2 separate regions of the Homo sapiens genome follow, and region 2 is linked to region 1. A link is an interaction called in ENCODE POLR2A ChIA-PET data of the cell type or tissue named here. Cell type or tissue: MCF 10A. All regions are shown on one strand. Links, peaks and the distances in the headings refer to the core of each region. The heading gives the core; the rest is flanking DNA.

Region 1 (2,912 bases), core at 215-2,714:
GTGTAGAAATTTCTAGTAGTCTGGATAAAAGATCAGACCAACCACAACATTGCCTTAAGCCAAGGCCTAATCCAGATCAAGGCCCCAACTCACTTCAGTTCTGTGAAGGCTGACAGAAGTGAGGAAGCTGCAGAAGAAAAGTTTGAAGCTAGCAGAGGTTGGTTCATGAGGCTTAAGGAAAAAAGCCATCTCCATAACATAAAAGTGCAAGGTGAAGCTGCAGCAAGTTATCCAGAAGATCTAGCTGAGATTATTGATGAAAGTGGTTACACTAAACAACAGAGTTTCAGTGTAGATGAAACAGCCTTCTATTGGAAGAAGATACCATCTAGGATTTTCATAGCTAGAGAAGAGAAGTCAATGCGTGGCTTCAAAGCTTCAAAGGACAGGTTGTGACGCTCTTGTTTGGAGTTAATGTAGCTGATGACCTTAAGTTGAAGTCAGTGCTCATTTTCTATTTTGAAAGTCCTATGGCCCTTAAGAATTATGCTAAATGTGGCCGGGCGCGGTGGCTCACGCCTGTAATCCCAGCACTTTGGGAGGCCGAGGCGGGTGGATCACAAGGTCTGGGGTTCGAGACCAGCCTGACCAACATGGTGAAACCCCGTCTCTATTAAAAATACAAAAATTATCTGGGCGTTGTGGCAGGCGCCTGTAATCCCAGGTACTCAGGAGGCTGAGGCAGGAGAATTGCTTGAACCTGGGAGGCGGAGGTTGCAGTGAGCCGAGATTGCGCCACTGCACTCCAGCCTGGGTGACAGAGCAAGACTCCATCTCAAAAAAAAAGAATTATGCTAAATATACTCTGCTTGTGCTCTATAAAATGGAACAACAAAGCCTAGATTACAGCACATCCATTTACAGCATGGTTTACTGAATATTTTGAGTAGATGCTCAAAAAAAAAACAGTTGCTGAACAAATGAAGCATATACTCATGTTGTTTTTGCTTCGTACATGCAGAAGCACTATGGTTACGTTTGTCAGTACGCCAGTTTGCATGAATTCAAAATGAATCTGAAAAGCTTTCCCCCTCCCACTTTTCTTTCAGTTTGTATACAAGAACACTTTACCTGAGATATAGGCCAAAAGTGAAGGTAAGTCCACTTCCTAGGTCCTGTGTGTGTGTTGGGGGTATGGTACTGGGAGTATAGGATGGAGGTGGAAGAAGAAAGGGGAGTTTGGAGAGGTAGTGGAGCAAACACAGGCTTTGGAACCAAAGGCTGTGAATCTTTCATTTACTACTGCATGTTCTTGGACAAATCTCTTTAAGCCTTAGTTTCTTCAACAATAAAATTAAGCTGCTAATAACTACATTGCAGAGTTATTTTAAAGATCAGAGATAATTTATATGCCCAGCTCCATGCTTGACAAAGTCAAAGCTTAATAAATGTAAATAAACTCAATAAAAATACTCTCTGATATCTGGTCCAAGTCTAGAAGGAATAAACTGTGCTCAGGCTGCTAATACCAGGACAATCACTAGCAAACCTACGTATAGTCATAGCCCCATGGATTCTTTCTCATTCTTTTTCAGGGATAACATGGAACAATTCTGTCTTTTCTCATTTTGTCCTAATTTGTCCCCAAACAGTTTCTCTTTGGAATCTGGCCAGTGATCCTGTTTGAGCCTCTCAGGAAGCATTGATGAATCATTCCACCAAGAAAACAAACAAGCACCTACCATAGACCTGGCAGAATAAATAAGGAAATCCTTAAAGATCTACAAGTTCAAATATGTCATGACCATCACAGCAGAGGAGTGACTTTCTGACTAATGCTGCCACCCACACAGAGAATAAGGAGTAGGGCCTGCTGGGTGTTTAGCTCATGGCTTTATCTTATTTGTCCCCCTCCTCCTTTCACGCTCCAGTTTATAAAGAAACAGAGATGATGTGTGTGTATGCCTCAAATGCAGAAACAGTTGGGCTTTTCTTAACAGGTTAACAGTTTGTGCTGGTTATAAGAAATTAACCTTCTTTTCTTTTTGCCAAGGGTTGCATGTGAATTATACCTTTCTTAATATTTGATTAAATAATGCAGTCAGCTAAGAGCCAACAAAACCCCATATCCAGATAGTTAGCTGTGAGCCAGCACTCAGCTGTGTCAGATTTGATTAATATTGTATTAATCTCATGGATGGTTCTCAAAGGTAAAAAAAGAGAGAGAAAGAGAGAGAGCTAGCTGTGGGATTCTGTGTAGTTCTTCACTATCTGTTCCAGGGCTAGTCGGAGGATCATAAGCAAGCTCAGACCTGCCCCCAGTTCAGTACTTGACCACATCCCAGGATTTATGGTGTCTGTCTATGGCCACAGCCAACCAGAATGAGTGGGTCATCTTATAACCTTTCTGAAGCTCCATGAGGACATGTATAGAATGCTGCACCTTCAGCCAGCTCTGCTCTGATCTTTGCAGATCTTTAAGTTGTCACTGTTTCTACGGCTAGACAAATATGACTGGTGGTCTAGACTACCCATAGTTCATCCTCCTCACATAACTTATTTGAAGTTGTCAGGGAATGTCATTACACTCTGATTTTTAAAATTATGCAGTATTTTCCAGTTCTCAGAGAGGTCATGGTTGTGCCCAGGGAAGTGTGTTGCATTAACTAAAGCTAAAATTATCAGAATCCTATTTACATAAAGCATATTAAAATATCTGCTCCTTAATTTTCTGAAGGAAATAGATGTAAGTTTCTGCTACTTGAAACCTACAGAACCGACAAAAATTAGGGTGCTAAAAAAATGACAGTGAAATCTCATCGTAAGGCAGCTAGTTCTAATTTGCATTTGAATGTATAACAAATTGCATCACTTTTCACAAACTTAACACCTGCCTGGAGTAAAAATCTGATTTGACCCCTCTGCTCATGTTTCATCATATTTGTAGCTCTGCATCATTTAGCATTTTTATG
Region 2 (2,912 bases), core at 224-2,723, 71 kb after region 1:
GCAAGACTCCCATCTAAAAAAAACAAACAAAAACAAACAAACAAACAAAAAACCTAGTCTACCTGGAGACTGCAGCCAGACTGCCTGAATTTGAATCTCATTTCACCTCTTCTTGTGTGGCCCTGGGCAAGTGACTTAACCTTTCTGTGCCTTGGTTTCCTCATCCGTAAAAAGGGGATGCCAACAGTGCCCATCTCACAGGGTTGTTTTGCACAGTGCCTGCCACATAGCAGGTGCCCAGTCATTGTGAGATATTTCTATTATTGTTCCTTTACAGGTGCCCCAAGGTGGCCCCTGGATTCCAGAGCAGACTCCAGGTGCCACCAACCTCAGGTGGTTTCTGTTGGTTAGAGCTGGTGACCCTGAGCCTCTCCTGGCAGTGGGAACATGCCTGGCTGCCTTCCGCTCTGTCTGCTCCTTCCCAGGCTGCACGATTGCCCCCAGGTTCCTGCTCTGCCACAGCAAGTCAGGGTGATGGAATCTGGGAATCGTGACTCCCAAGCTCGGTCTGTCTCTCAAGGACTGGAGAAGTGTCTGGGGCCAGAGCCCTGATCTGGGGCCCAGATCTGGTTGGATCTGCACCTCGGGTCTGCCCCAGCTGTGGTGCTTAGTGTTGGGAGACCCTGGTTGGGAGCCCAGCAGACCTAGGGCATCCCATCGGATCCGTCCACTTACTTGCCTTGTCACCTTGGACATCACTGCGCTGTCCTGGGCTCAGCCTCCTCCTCTCTGGGATGGGGCAGTTGTGTGTCTGTCTTAGGACACTGGCTGGGAGGATCTGAAGTGGAGGGACACCTGAGTCACTTCCTGCTGTAAACCCTGGTGATGCCAGGTGGTAGCTGTTTCTCTTTCCATGGCATGATGTGGCTGGGGTCCTCCGTATATGGAAGCCCCTCTCCCTTCCCGGTCTTGCCTGCCCTCCTGGCCTCAGGGAACAGATGCTAAGTCATAGCTCCCTCTGGGTCAGAGGATGGGCTGGATGTGGGGTGTGGTCCAGGGCTGGGAGGGAAGACAGGAGGGCAGCGGGGAGGAGAGGGAAAGTCCCTTCTTCCTGCCTGTGCTTCCTGACGGGGTGCCGTTGGGGATGGATGAGACCAGGCGGCCTCACTGGGTTTCCTAGACCTGTGCTCTGCAGAAGCCGCCGTGCAGGTTGGCCGTGGTGCACCCTGTAGTGCCAACTGGAAGGAGGGGCCAGGTCTCAGGAGCTGCTCATGCCCTTGGGGGAATTCTAGCCCTTTCTCTGACCCTCTAAAACTCTGGTTCTTCCGGGCAGAGGGGACAGCAGGGTCCCCATCTTGGTGGGAACTAGGAGCCCTCTTCCCCATTCTCCCTTGCAACTGCTCTGCTCCACGATCTGTAGAGTCCCTACACAGCCCTGCTGGGATGACCATTTATCTCCTCTGCACAGGTGAGGCCCAAAGTTGCACAGCAGGGAGCAGACATTCAAATTCGGTCTTCCTGCCTCTGCCACCCTCTGCTGGCCGCCTGTGGTAGGACCGCAGAAGCTCTTGGGATGGAACTAGCTCAGGAGCGCCTGCTGGAGTGGAGGCAGGCAGAGGGCTGCTGCCATCTGCCCATGCTGTGTGGCGGGGACATGGTATTACACCTCCCTGGGCCTCAGTTTCCTTATCTGTAAAAGGGGATATTGCCCACTTCTCAGTGCCTTGGTGAGGATGGATTGTGGTGTCAGCAGGATGCCTGGTACATGAAAGGCATGTCTCAGTGTTTGCCTGTCCCCACCCTCCACCATACCCACAGCCACTGGGGAGCAGTGGCTTCCTCAGCTCAGTGAGGCGATGGGAGAGGAAGAGGGGCCTGCTCTGTTCCCTGGGCCAGGGCTAGGGATCAGGCCAGGCCCCACCCCCAGCTCAGGCCTTGGGGAGGGATGATTACAGCTGAGGGAACACAGGGTGAGCTGACCCTTCCTGGTTGCATCTCTTGGTGCTGGAGCCACCCATAGAGGTCTGGGCATAGCTTCCTAGCACCTGAAAATTGAAGGAGACTTTCATTCGCTTTGGGTCAGGCCCTGGGCTTGATACTTTACATACACTGATTCCTCCTCGCAAAGTAGAAATTATTGGCCATGCACATTGGCTCAAGCCTGTCATCCCAGCACTTTGGGAGGCTGAGGCGGGAAGATTGCTTGAGCTCAGGAGTTTGAGACCAGCCTGGGCAACATAGTGAGACCTCATCTCTACAAAAAATTTAAGAGTTAGCTGAGTGTGGTGTGTGGGCCTACGGTCCCAGCTATTCGTGAGGCTTAGGCCAGAGGATCGCTTGAGCCTAGGAGGTTGAGGCTGCAGTGAGCTGTGATTGTGACTGCACTCCAGTTTGGGTGACAGACGAGACCATGCCTCAAAAAGACAAAAACAAAAACAAAAAACCCCAAAATCCAACAACATAAAGAAATTGTTGTTTCTATTATATAAATCAGAAAGCCGAGGCTCAGAGAGCTCGCCAGATTGCCGATTGAGGAGCTGGAATTCAGTCTCCAGTCTGAAGCCAAAGCCCATGCTTTTCCCTTTCACAGCACTGCCTCAGGGGGCTTTTAAGGAAAATACCCCCACAGCAAGAAGAGGTGGAAAGCCCAGGCCAGAGCTCCTTGGGCAGGGTCAGGTGCAGAGGGCACCTGGTACTGGAGCCCCCCTGGGCTGCCTCTCTCTTGGCAGGCAGAGCAAGGGGCTTCCAGAAATTAGGAAGGGCTGAGCCTGAGAGCAGCCAGTTGCTCATGGATCATTCCCGGGTCAGCGGCTGCCCTGGCCGGATTCCCTGGCTGCGTCTCATGGAGCAGCCTCTTGGGCCGTGCCCACCAGTCTCTGTAGAAAATAAAAATGGAGGCTGGGCGCAGTGGCTTATGCCTGTAATTCCAGCACTTTGGGAGGCCGAGGCCAGCAGATCAGGAGTTTGAGACC

The links. ChIA-PET counts read pairs that join two places held together with the same protein. Peaks named below come from ENCODE experiments on the same cell type or tissue, not always from the same donor. Only the 100,000 strongest peaks of a DNase experiment are listed, where the experiment ranks them.
Region 2: POLR2A ChIA-PET joins it to region 1 with 5 read pairs; 1 of 35 experiments calls an interaction of 5 or more read pairs at or near these places.

The regions. Positions count from the first base shown.
Region 1 is chr11:77,018,682-77,021,593 of GRCh38, forward strand. It overlaps ACER3 (alkaline ceramidase 3), which reads left to right. Exons shown (of 11, transcript NM_018367.7): 10 at 1,050-1,095; 11 at 1,593-2,912. The coding sequence ends at 1,646. All of the region lies in intron 1 of ACER3-AS1 (ACER antisense RNA 1), which reads right to left. Among named protein-coding and RNA genes, the nearest start is that of B3GNT6, 14 kb to the right of the region's middle. In MCF 10A, for the core only: no CTCF peak of the experiment used is centred there; a DNase peak (open chromatin) is centred at 1,720.
Region 2 is chr11:77,089,859-77,092,770 of GRCh38, forward strand. All of the region lies in intron 2 of CAPN5 (calpain 5), which reads left to right. Among named protein-coding and RNA genes, the nearest start is that of OMP, 12 kb to the right of the region's middle. In MCF 10A, for the core only: a CTCF peak has its summit at 1,492 (motif pointing left); a DNase peak (open chromatin) is centred at 1,483.